4 separate regions of the Homo sapiens genome follow, and all the other regions are linked to region 2. The links are chromatin contacts, found by Hi-C or POLR2A ChIA-PET in ENCODE. All regions are on one chromosome and are shown on one strand. The core of a region is the stretch at or near the end of the contact, and the rest is flanking DNA. Distances in the headings are between cores, read along the strand shown. Region 1 overlaps DISC1 (DISC1 scaffold protein). Region 2 holds the start of SIPA1L2 (signal induced proliferation associated 1 like 2). Region 3 holds the start of DISC2 (disrupted in schizophrenia 2). Region 4 holds the start of DISC1-IT1 (DISC1 intronic transcript 1).

Region 1 (2,700 bases), core at 179-2,678, 620 kb before region 2:
TTGCTGGCTTTCAGTATCATTTCCCTGTTCCTGTATCGCAGTGCTGGATTTATTTTCACAGAGAGGGCAGCCGTTCTCTGAATTCATGAGTGCCATGGATTTTAAGACAATGTTTTCTGAGAACGGCAAAATTATGGGGCCAGAAAACAGATAAATTGTTGCCAGGAAAGGGGAAGGGACTCATTACAAGAGCAACAGGAAGGAATTTGGTGCGTGGAAGTTGGGGGCGGTTGATAGAAGTATTCTCTCTCTTGATTGTGGTGGTAGTTACGTGACTGTGTGTATGTCTAAATCCATAATTTTACATCAGAAAGAGTGAATTTTACTGTGTATGACTTTATAACAATTATTTTAAAAAGTTTTTTTAAATGTCTACCTATTTAAAAACCGGGCTATAGATGTTTGAGTCAGTGCTTTTGTCTCAGGGCTATCAAAACGCAGTGTGGCCTGCTGGAAAGAGCACAAGGCTTGAGTCTGAGTCTGCCGTGATCCTCAGTTAGGCCTCTTACAGGCCGCATCTCCACATCTGTTAAGAAAAACACCACCACGACATAAGAGGATAATGAAAACTATCTCATGAAGCTGTGATGAAGATTTAAATAAAAGGATGCATCACGAAGTGAGAGACGCATACCTAGTAGAGGCTAATTTGTGTTAACTTTTGTTTCTATCACTCTTTCTGGCAGTCACAAGCATCTCTAAAATGCTTTTTGCATGCATAATGCTAGCAACAGCTATTTGTTTGTATGACTCAGTCTCCAGGCTTAACTTTCCCTTTTGCATAAGGAGTTTGGGGGTGCTTGAGATTGTTACATTTTCCTTTACATGTATAATATACTCACTTTTTGTCAAGAAGTAGACATGAGCAATGAGTTAGTGGAAGATACCCAGTCAGAGAAAGGTTTAACGAAGGAAAACTCCCGTTTGTATTCGGGTCCAGGATTTTAGACTACAGAAGGTATGGGGAAATGATAACAAGGGCCTCATTAGGAAGGTGCTTTTGTTTTCCTGCCTGTGTTTTCCGGGAGCCATTGAAGTCTGGGTACTTTGCATTTATCCTGTGGCTAAAATGTCTATTCGCTTTGCAGCTCTGGGTTGGTTTTGCTTTAGAACTCCGTGCTGGGTCTGACCATCCTATACTGGTTTCTCTACTGAAGCTTGATGCCCTGAAGGCAGTCAATTTCTTTTTGACCCAAATCTTCCATGAAAAATTACTGACTTCTTATAGAGGTCCACAGGAAGATGAGTTTTCAAAGCCTTTCCCGTGCTTATCTGGCCAACGTGGTGATGTGCATTCTGGTGATACTTTGTTATCACAAGGGCTTTGTCGTTGATCGACACCTTCCTGGGTCTACGGTCCTTGCCAGGCTGCTGAGCACCATTCCCCCATTTTACAGCTGGGCCCATTAAGGTGAAGCAATTTGCTTTGGACTTTGTTACAGAGGAAGTCAGCAACAGGGCTCAGTGCCAATCTTAGCATGAACTTCCTCGAATTGTAAGAGCCCTTTTCTTTTCCAGTTTCATGACAGCTCTCCTCCAAGCCTTTCTGAGGACTCTGGAAACTATCAGCTGCTGTTGGCCCTGGTTCGTAGATGTTACAGAAATTGAATGGGGGCCAGACAGGAGCCAGGGAAATCAGTGAGCCAGGCTTCCTCCGCTGTGAAGTGGCTCTTTTGTACGGGCTGTTCTGGCCATAATACCTGCGTAATTTTTTTCTTTCCTGTCTGCAACCTAGCCTGCGGGGTGCTTTCTGTTTCCATTGCTTTTTCTACATAATGGGCTCCCTGGACAGTACCACTCTCCCAGACTTCTCATCCCAGCTGCTTCCTTTCTGAGCCAGTAGCTCTCACCAAAGAGGCCAAAAGAGGACCTGGCAATGTTGAGTCATTGCGTGCAGTATGTGAGTAGCCAGTGTGTGAACACAGCTGCAGTGAACGGAATTAGCAATAAGACACAACGCAACCAGGTAGCCTCATTTGTTCAGATTGAGGTCTTCAAAAAGCATTTTAAGTTTACGGGTGGAAAGGTGTGATACCTTTCCTCAGCCATCATTAAGGGCTAACACTCCTATAACAAAAACAAGTTAACGAGAAAAACATAACACATTTATTTAATCAGAGTTTTACATGGCACAGGAGGCTTCAGAAATGAAGACCCAAAGACCCAGGAAAAACTATTTTTATGCTCAGATTTAATGCAGAATAGTCAGCTATGAAGGAATGTGATTGGACAAAATGGGTATGATCTAATGGTTATAGACTGGGGGGTGAGCGGACCAGCAAGCCCTGTCTGTTCAGATTCTTCTTGGACGCTCTGCATAGTATTTATTCCTCTTGGGTATGGGGCCGGACTCCTCTAAATGGAGGGCCTTCAAGGGAGAAGGAAGAGAGTGACCTTTCTAGGTTTTATGTTTGCTTTGAGGGAGAGGAGTCCTAGTTTCTAAGACTGGCTTTGAGGAAGAGGAATTCTGGTTTCTATGGCTTGCATCCAGGGAGAAAAAGGAGTGTGAGAGGGGAGGGCAAGAGAAGGCAGAGAGATCTTGCTTCTGAGGCCTTCCAATCTCCTTTGGTTCAAAGTACTCAGGCATACCAAAGTGTCACACTTAGGGGTATCATACTGTGAGCCACAACATAAATATCTCCATTCCTTTTTACTCAATTTCACATAAAAAAAGCTGGAAAAGGTGATCCACAATGAAGA
Region 2 (2,825 bases), core at 102-2,601:
TAAGAAAGCCATCTAGTGTTAACGTTTAGAATGGAGACTGCAGACAAAAGAGGCAAAGAAAAGAAAAATCTGTGCGACTATTTTGAACTTACTGGGCAAAGACATGAGAATCACCAAGATTCTTTGAGGGTTTTTTTCCTTGTTTTTTTTAAAAAAAAGCCATCCTTGTCAAAACCCAGTCTCAATCTAACCAAAATCCAAAATGTCTACAATTTTGTTTTGACCAAAATCATGTTTTGGTGAGCACAATTCCGTAACCAATGCACTTGATTTTTTCCAATACTCAGGCCAGAGTCATCTTGGGCTGAATTAATTTAACTCAAGCAGGTTAATGATGACAAATATCTCCCACAGGGGTAATGCCAAGTTGTTCTCTCTTTCCGAGAAGCCTCGGCTCTCTCTTGCAGATGATGAGCCGAAATTGATTCTTTGGGTTTGCGGCACGGCTGAAAATTAATCTGTAGGTGTTCCCAGGGATATTCCCAGGACGTGGGCAAACTACCCTCACTGACACGGGAAGACCCGGAGAGGCCCAGGAGCTGGCAAAGTGGGAAGAAAGGTCGCGGTGAGTGAGAAGAGCGCTCGCCGGAGGCTCCCGGTCTTACAAAGAGGGATCCGTCCCGGTGAGGGCGCGCGCTCCGGGCGCACCCCCTCTAGAAGGGGAATTAGCCCCGCAGCAAGTTCGGCGTCAGCTGGCCAGGCGCGCCGGGGAAGCTGCGTCGGGCAACCGCGAGCCCTTCCAGAGAGCGTTAGTCAGAGCGAAGTTCTGGGCACCTGGAGAAGACCCTCCTCAGTGCCTGTGTCGCCGAGACGGGAATAACCTTTCAGCCGATCGATAACTTGGAGAGAACAGGCGGCGGCGGCTCCTCTTCCAGCCGGGGATCGGGAGCGCGGGCGCATCTGCGTCTACAAGCCGGACCCTGCGCCGCGACCCTCGCACCCCCGCGCCCCTCGCACCCCTCGCCGCCGTCAGCCCCCCAAAGCGCCCCGAAGGGCATCCCCTTCCCCTTCGGGACAGTCCCCGCCTGGCCGCAGGCATCCCGAACCGACCCTCGCCACGCTGCCCGTCGGATTCCCCGACACGAACCTTCGCAACGCCGTCCGCCGGAACCTGCTACAGCCTGTGCGCGCCGGGCGGCGCGTACCCGGGCTGCCGCCTCGCCGCCCGCCGCTGCCCGGGGCTGCCCATCGGCCCGGACTCTCCCCGCGCCGGGCTCCGGCGGAGGCGGCCCGGACCCGCTGGCTGCGGCTGGAGCTCTCGGCCTGCGCTCGGGCGGCCGGCGGGGGCGCGGTGCTCCTCCTCCGTCCTCCTCCTCCTCTCGCTCCGCCAGCTCCTCCCGGGCTCCCAGTCTGCCGCGCCGGCTCCCGATGCCACCGCCCGCCCGCCCAGCGGCACCGCCCCCCGCCCGCTCTGCGGGCTCCCATTGGTCGCTGCCTGCAGGCCCCCTCGGCCCCGCCCCACGATTGGGCGCGGACGCCGTCAGTCTCACCGTCCGCCCGGCTCCGGGCGCAGCCGGTGCGCTGTTCCCAGGCCCCGCGGCGCGCGGGAGCTGCGCGTCCAGGAGGGGCCCGGACGCCCTTCTTGGGGAGGGGGCTGCGGGGCGCATCATGAGCGGCGCTGGGCGAGCTCGAGGGCCGGGCAGCCTACCTGGACCCCGGCTTCTAGAGAGCCGTCGCCGTCCTTGTCGAGACTCGCTTTCGCCCCTCTGAGGAATAAGTTAAAAACCGCGAGTCTGGTTCTGAGCCGCCCCCTGGCGCAGGCGCGACCCCACCCGGCCCTCCCGTCTCCCAACTTGGGACAGACGCGGCGGCCGGGCGGTCGGATCCGTGAGCCTCGGCCGCTGGGGCTACATACACAGCCCAGGACGCCACAGAATCGCCGAGGCCCCGCGAACGCCCAAACGGCCGCAAGTCGAAGTGATCCCATCTGAAGAAGACAGCGCGAGGAAGCGAGACCCTGCTGTGTGCCGGCCCCCGGAGGGCGCCCCGGGCCCTGTGGGTCGGAGGGTGGGGAAGCACAGAGAAACACGCAGGCAGTAAAACGTTAGGAGGACAGGGGGTGCCAGCGTGCAGGAAATGCTGCTAAGAGACCTTTAGGAGCCAAGGGGAAAACGGAGAGATTGGCAGTTCCAGGCACCCACATCCCAGCGCGGTCCGCTCACCCCTTCCTCCCTGCCCTCCAGGCAGCGCTCAGCCCACGGTAGAAATGTCTTGCATCTTTTTTCCGACGAGGAAGAATTGAACTTTTTATACCCAACTTTTCTGCTTTCTTAGAAATGTTGACTCACCTGTGAGGAAGCATTATTTGAAACTATTATTGTAAATTGCTTGACATTTGAATTAGATGCTGAAAGATTAAAGGGTCTCAGAAGAATCTTTTAAGCTAGACTGGAATTGACTCTGCCTAAATGGACAGCAACAGTCATCTATACGCAGGAATAATAAAGCAGGTGGAGGCAGCCTCTAACTTACCTTCCAGCCACACCGTAGAATTTCCTGAGCAGGCTTTTTTGTCAGAGTTTTGAGCTGGGTTCCCTGAGACTGGATTGGGGCTTTCAGTTTCTCCCCTTCTAGAGTCAGACTTCTTCCTGAAGAAAAAGTGTTATCTCTACTTCCCTATCACAAACACTTCCTAGAACACAGCCCTGTTAAAAGGTAAATAGAGGCGGTCCTTCCCACACTATATTTCTCTGTGATCTGAAGCATGTACACATTATACAATCTTTCGTATCTTTTTAAATTATAGGTATAATCTGTGGGATTAGATATAACTAAACAGGTCAAGAAGCAATCCTGTGACATAATACAATTCCTGAGCACTCCAG
Region 3 (2,874 bases), core at 283-2,782, 810 kb before region 2:
TTGAGGTGGGGACTTGCTATGTTGCCCAGACAAGAGTGTAGTGCCTGTTCAAAAGTGCAATCATAGTGCACTACAGCCTCAAACTCATGGGCTCATTCTTCTAGATTTTATTTGTTTAGATATGAAGTCTCACTCTGTTGCTCAAGCTGGAGTGCAGTGGCAGGATCTCAGCTCGCTGCAACCTACACCTCCTGGGTTTAAGTGATTCTCCTGCCTCAGCCTCTTGAGTAGCTGGGATTACAGGTGCTTACCACTGTGCCAGATTAATTTTTATATTTTTAGTAGAGATAGGGTTTCGCCATGTTGGCCAGGCTGGTCTTGAACACCTGACCTCAAGGGACCCACCACCTCGGCCTCCCAAAATGCTGGGATTACAGGTGTGAGCCACCATGCCCAGCTCACTCTTAGACGTTTTAGAATAAGCACATAAATTTCTACAAAAGAACCTCATAACATTTTGATTGGAATTATATTAAATCAATGAATCAATGTGGGGAAAATTGAAATCTTACCAATATTGAACTTCCAGTGTATGTATACAGTGTATCTTTTAAATTATTTGTCTTTAATTTGTCTCAGCAGTTTTTGAAAAATAGTTTTCACTGTAGAGCTCTTGCACATATTTAAAGAAAGTATCCCTCAGTATTATGAGATTTAAAATATTTTGTAAATTGTATTTTTTAAAAAATCATCTTCTAGTTTTTTGTTATTTAGACATAAGATTGATGTTTGTACATTGACCTTGTATCCTGCAATCTTGCTACATTTAATTTATCATATATTTTTCTCAGTGCTTTACAGAATTTCTTGTTTATTCTTGTAACTACCTATGAGTCAGGTGTTATTGCAATTATATTTTATAAGAAATTTGCCCCAGATGTGCTAATTTTCTTGCTCCAGGTCACACAGTTTGAGTAACAGGGGAGGAATTTAATTTAGGTCAACTCTGATTATATGGCCCAGTCCCCTTCCACACTGCTATAATATGTCATCTCTTTGACATTTGTATATTATTGGAATGGAGTGACACATTGTGGTTTCTCTGGATTCCACTGGGACATTTTTGGGTCATCATACTTTACGGGAGATGGCTTCACCAATGGAACTCCTAAAATGGACATAACAAGAATAAGGTGATAAAAAAGACGGTGATTTTTCCAGTTTAAGGAGAGCAATATTTTTCCAGGTTCTTTCCCCAGAGGACTGCTAAGGAAATTGTACATAATCTCAAAGTGCAGTTTCTTTGCCCATGCTGTGAATGTACATTAGCTGCTGCTAGATCTTCCATGTGTGTGGATGCTGTAAAGCTTGTTTTCCCTTCTTCTCTCCCACAACGTGCTGTAGGAAACCATTTCTGGACGGCTAAAGACCTCACCGAGGAGATTAGATCATTAACATCAGAGAGAGAAGGGCTGGAGGGACTCCTCAGCAAGCTGTTGGTGTTGAGTTCCAGGAATGTCAAAAAGCTGGGAAGTGTTAAAGAAGATTACAACAGACTGAGAAGAGAAGTGGAGCACCAGGAGACTGCCTATGGTAGGTAGTGCACAACTGTTCCCCGGCAAGATATTGATGATATTTGTTGTGTTTTGTGGCCAGGCAGAATGTTCTGTGCCTTATGTGAACGTCACTGTGAAGAGCGTCATGGAGCACATGGCCCTTTTCCTTGGGGACATTTTTGGCAGGTGCCTTGGCAAACCGAATGGAATTACTTGTCAGCTTTTGTTTTCATATTCACATGTGACATCTTTTCTTTTTCTGTTCCCTGTCTCAACCTGTGTTTGCTAATAGCCTTGTTATTATTTAGAGCAGTCTCTCCCTTGGCAAGGTCTTGAGCATTTTCTTTGTGTGACAATTATCTTCCTTTTGTCCCTTGGCTCCGTCTCCTTGTCTGCACAATCATAGACTAAATCAGGCTGATCTGAGAAAATTGAGGGAAGACCATAAAGTGGCTCTTCTATGTGTGGACTTTTCTGAGAGCTTCTTTCCCCAGGAAGGATGATGTAGAAGATGTGAATGCCGCCTTAGCCAAAGTGTCTGCTTGTCAGAGGAGTTCAAGTGTTCCTGTGTTCTTTCCTTTTCCAGTCGTTAGGAGTAACTGAGCTTACTCTGAGATTTGCACCCAGAGGGATGGTCTCAGAAGACGCTGGTTCAGTGCAAATTGAGATGGTAAAAACTTATTTCTTAAAAAATGGTTCCTAAATAAATGTCATTTACTAAAACAAATGAAAGAAATATATATATGAATAAATGGCTATATTTTACAAAGTATGCTTATTTAAGAAGAAATAAGAAAAAACGGGGCTGATAGGAACCAGATTTGAAATAGGGCTTTTGTAAATACTCCGTAAATTGAAGTAAATGAAGAGTAGTATTTATAAGCTAGATTGAGAAATATAAAATCAGCTAGCTGAAGTTAAGTGCATCAATTTGGGATGAATAAATTTTCTTTTAAAATGTCTATCAATTTGTGTAGAGAGAGGTTTCTTCATAGAGATATTAGAATCAAAGAGTATGTTCAGTAGTTATTCTGTCTTCTTTGTAATGAATACCCTTAAGTTGGCTTAACAGCTCAGTACTTATCTTTTTTTCTTTTCATTCTTAAAGGTCAAGCCTTGTTTTTGCCGTATATGTAACTAGAGACAGTACGTTTGAGGCTAAATAACTGTAGTACTAGGGAATGACAACACGCTCACCCAAGACACCGCAGCCTGGTTTACTCTGTCATGATAGGAATGAGGATTGTACATTTGAAATAGGTTTCTGCTATTGATTTTTTAAATGTATAAACGATGGAAACTACGGAATTTCTCATGTTTTCACCACATAGTTTTTTGTCATAAAATGAAGAATATATTATATCCAAGAATGAAGAGG
Region 4 (2,700 bases), core at 53-2,552, 700 kb before region 2:
TTCAAGGCAAGAAAAGATCCGGTGATACTGAGAATCCTGATTCTCCTTTAGAGATAGGAGTTCTCTGGCTATTCTGAAGAGTGAAGTTACTGCCCATGATGTTGCAACATATGGACATTTGCAACAATTTTTTTTTTTTTTTTGAGATGGAGTCTCACTCTGTCGCCCAGGCTGGAGTGCAGTGGCATGATCTCTGCTCACTGCAACCTCCACCTCCCGGGTTCACGCCATTCTCCTGCCTCAGCCTCCTGAGTAGCTGGGATTACAGGCGCCTGCCACCATGCCTGGCTAATTTTTTGTATTTTTAGTAGAGACGGGGTTTCACCATGTTAGCCAGGCTGGTCTCGATCTCCTGACCTCGTGATCTGCCTGCCTTGGCCTCCCAAAGTGCTGGGATTACAGGCGTGAGTCACTGCGCCCGGCCTTTTTTTTTTTTTTTTTAAATGATTCTTTTGTTCCAGTTATTGACCTAGCACCAGCATTTGTCTTATGGATAAGGTGAGGGCAAAATTGCACTGGGTGTGGCAAGGTGATTCTGCACTTAGAGGTTCGTGTTTATGGTGCTACTGAGGGACTGAAGAATTCATCTGGAAACTTTTGGCTGCTCCCCTATCCTCTTCTTGCTAAATCAGAATGGCATACAGTTAAAAATACGGGCCCCAACCCGAACACAGGATTTCAAGGCTTGCTCACTGCTTGCATGATCTTAGAAAGTCACATCTGACTCCAAACCTTCGTTTCTTCATCTGAAAAACGGTGACGATGATGACAGAACTACCACCTGCATGGTGATGCTGTGCACTCAGGAAGGTTTTAGAACCACTAGAGTGGACTGGGGCTGGAATGGCTTCTGTCACAGAATTCAGAGTTCCCTTGTACTGCAGAGAGTCAAGTGCAGCTGAATGGCTGCTACCAGGGATATTACCCAGATGTTCACAGGTCATGAAAGTGTGGGACAAGATGACCTCAGAGCTTCCCCTCCACTGGTGACAACACATGTAACATGCCTCCTATTAAGCCTGTAATGGGGTAAATTGTATCCCCACCAATGATAAGTCCAAATCCTAACCCCTGATACCTGTGAATGTGACCATTCTTGGATTATAAGATCTTTGCAGATTTATGGATCTTGAGATAAGATCATCCTTGATTTAGGATGGGCCCTGAAATCCAATGATTAGTATTTTTTATGAGAAAGGAGTGGGAGATATGAGACACAGACACACAGAGGGGAATGACATATGAAGATGGAGGCGGAGACAGTAGTGAGGCATCTCAAGCCAAGGCATGCTACGGGTTGCTGACAACCACCAGAAGCTGGGAGAGAGGCACGGAAAAGATTCTCCCTCAGAGCCTCAGAAGGAACCCACTGGACTAACACCTTGACTTTGGATTTCTGGCTGCTGGGACAATGACGGAGTAAGTTTCTGTAGTTTTAAGCCACCCAGTTTTCGATACTTTGTCATAGCAGCATTAGGCAACTAATTCCATATCTCACCCATAATAAACACTCAGTGCTAGCAATTGGCTGCCACTGTGGTGATTATCAGCATGGAACTATGTGTTCCTGAAGAGAATTAGTTATTCCATTTCTATGAATATTTTCAACCCAAGATTGTTGCTCTCAGTTAACGTACTGAAAATGAACTTGGTGAAAAAGTAAAAGCTCTTCTACATATCCCATTTGTGGATAGACTTAAGAGAACAGAAAGCTTATTATGGAATAAGCAAATTAATACCTTTGGGATCAATAGAGTGTCTACAGTTCAAAACCCTATCAAAAGTGGGTTTACGTAAAAAAAACTAGTGTGTTATCCATGTGTAATATTTTGTATAATATACAAAATTCTGGAAAGGAAGACTCACAATGCCAGATCAAGTATTGCAACGTCAGTTATGGCAGGAACAAAGGCTCTTCCCAGAAGCCTGTCTTCATTGTGCATTCTTTCACCAGAACAACTTGCTGTACTTAAGGCACAGGACATTTGGATCTAGAGATGTAGCTGTTGTGACTCACCATTTCTATAAACTTGGTGACTGGTCCCAGGCTGTCATATCTGTACCTGATCCACTACAGGGATGAATTGACATTTTCAGTGGCTACTTTGAGTCCAGATATTAATAGATCAGCCTGAAAGGGAGGATGAGGCAGTAATAGCACTTTTACAAGCAATAGAAGACAAGCTCAGGGAACAAAAGAGAAGGGAAGCTCCTTGAATTTAAAGGCAAGGGCAGAGATTTATTCCTCCACTAAATCTAAGGACTAAAAGCTTAGGTGGAGAGAGGGCTCAAATGTGAATTCACTTCTCATGCTCCCTTTGTGACCTCCTTTAAGGAAGGCCAGATTTGAGGAATGAGATTTTCCCAAGGGGAGGAAGCATTGTCTTCATCACTTCATGTATTTTTCTCAGAAGGCTATTGGCCTCCTGGAATTTTTACTTAGAATTCCAGATAGTCCAATGATGCTTTCTAGGTACCGTGGCTTTCACTGTGGTGAGAGTTTTGGCTGCAGTGCTTTTCTGTAACCCACTCACAAAGCCTTTGGGGATGGTGATAGTATAGGGATTGTCCTTCCAACTAGTTGCTCTCCAACTAGAAAGGCGAATCCCTTTTTCTTTGAGTCACAGAGGATGGAGAGGCTCAGCATTCTCATTCCCTGTTTGGGTTTCCACCCCTGTGGCCATGCAATTTCCATTTATA

Evidence for each region. A loop is a pair of places that touch in the nucleus more often than their neighbours do. ChIA-PET counts read pairs that join two places held with the same protein, here RNA polymerase II (POLR2A). Pooled maps may share reads with other maps.
Region 1: a map of endothelial cell of umbilical vein shows a loop between it and region 2 (7-fold over the local background). The contact joins the enhancer-like site here to the promoter of SIPA1L2 in region 2. A Hi-C loop is called at or near these places in 4 of 168 maps with a recorded cell type or tissue (IMR-90, PC-3, endothelial cell of umbilical vein and 1 more) and 9 of 50 pooled maps.
Region 3: a loop to region 2 is called in a pooled map, with 3 times the contacts of the local background. The contact joins the promoter of DISC2 here to the promoter of SIPA1L2 in region 2. A Hi-C loop is called at or near these places in 1 of 168 maps with a recorded cell type or tissue (mammary epithelial cell) and 1 of 50 pooled maps. POLR2A ChIA-PET finds 5 or more read pairs at or near these places in 1 of 52 experiments (MCF 10A).
Region 4: a map of endothelial cell of umbilical vein shows a loop between it and region 2 (7-fold over the local background). The contact joins the promoter of DISC1-IT1 here to the promoter of SIPA1L2 in region 2. A Hi-C loop is called at or near these places in 8 of 168 maps with a recorded cell type or tissue (Right ventricle myocardium inferior, cardiac septum, endothelial cell of umbilical vein and 3 more) and 12 of 50 pooled maps. POLR2A ChIA-PET finds 5 or more read pairs at or near these places in 2 of 52 experiments (MCF 10A and activated naive CD4-positive, alpha-beta T cell).

Annotation. Positions count from the first base shown.
Region 1 is chr1:232,011,428-232,014,127 of GRCh38, forward strand. All of the region lies in intron 11 of DISC1 (DISC1 scaffold protein), which reads left to right. All of the region lies in intron 14 of TSNAX-DISC1 (TSNAX-DISC1 readthrough (NMD candidate)), which reads left to right. Among named protein-coding and RNA genes, the nearest start is that of DISC1-IT1, 87 kb to the left of the region's middle. Within about 2 kb of position 1,429, at least 11 of the 41 ENCODE cell types and tissues checked have a DNase peak (open chromatin) inside an H3K27ac peak, as active enhancers do; they include endothelial cell of umbilical vein, where a contact is called at or near this core.
Region 2 is chr1:232,628,782-232,631,606 of GRCh38, forward strand. It overlaps SIPA1L2 (signal induced proliferation associated 1 like 2), which reads right to left and starts at 1,352. Exons shown (of 23, transcript NM_020808.5): 1 at 1,088-1,352. LOC124904551 (a long non-coding RNA gene) reads left to right here and starts at 1,801. Exons shown (of 2, transcript XR_007066943.1): 1 at 1,801-2,655. RefSeq lists silencers at 1,130-1,229, 1,290-1,769.
Region 3 is chr1:231,816,985-231,819,858 of GRCh38, forward strand. DISC2 (disrupted in schizophrenia 2) reads right to left here and starts at 1,533. Exons shown (of 1, transcript NR_002227.2): 1 at 1-1,533. DISC1 (DISC1 scaffold protein) reads left to right here. Exons shown (of 13, transcript NM_018662.3): 9 at 1,345-1,533. It overlaps TSNAX-DISC1 (TSNAX-DISC1 readthrough (NMD candidate)), which reads left to right. Exons shown (of 16, transcript NR_028393.1): 12 at 1,345-1,533. The region is part of intron 2 of LOC105373170 (a long non-coding RNA gene); the gene reads right to left.
Region 4 is chr1:231,924,532-231,927,231 of GRCh38, forward strand. DISC1-IT1 (DISC1 intronic transcript 1) reads left to right here and starts at 1,303. Exons shown (of 4, transcript NR_126441.1): 1 at 1,303-1,419. The region is part of intron 9 of DISC1 (DISC1 scaffold protein); the gene reads left to right. The region is part of intron 12 of TSNAX-DISC1 (TSNAX-DISC1 readthrough (NMD candidate)); the gene reads left to right.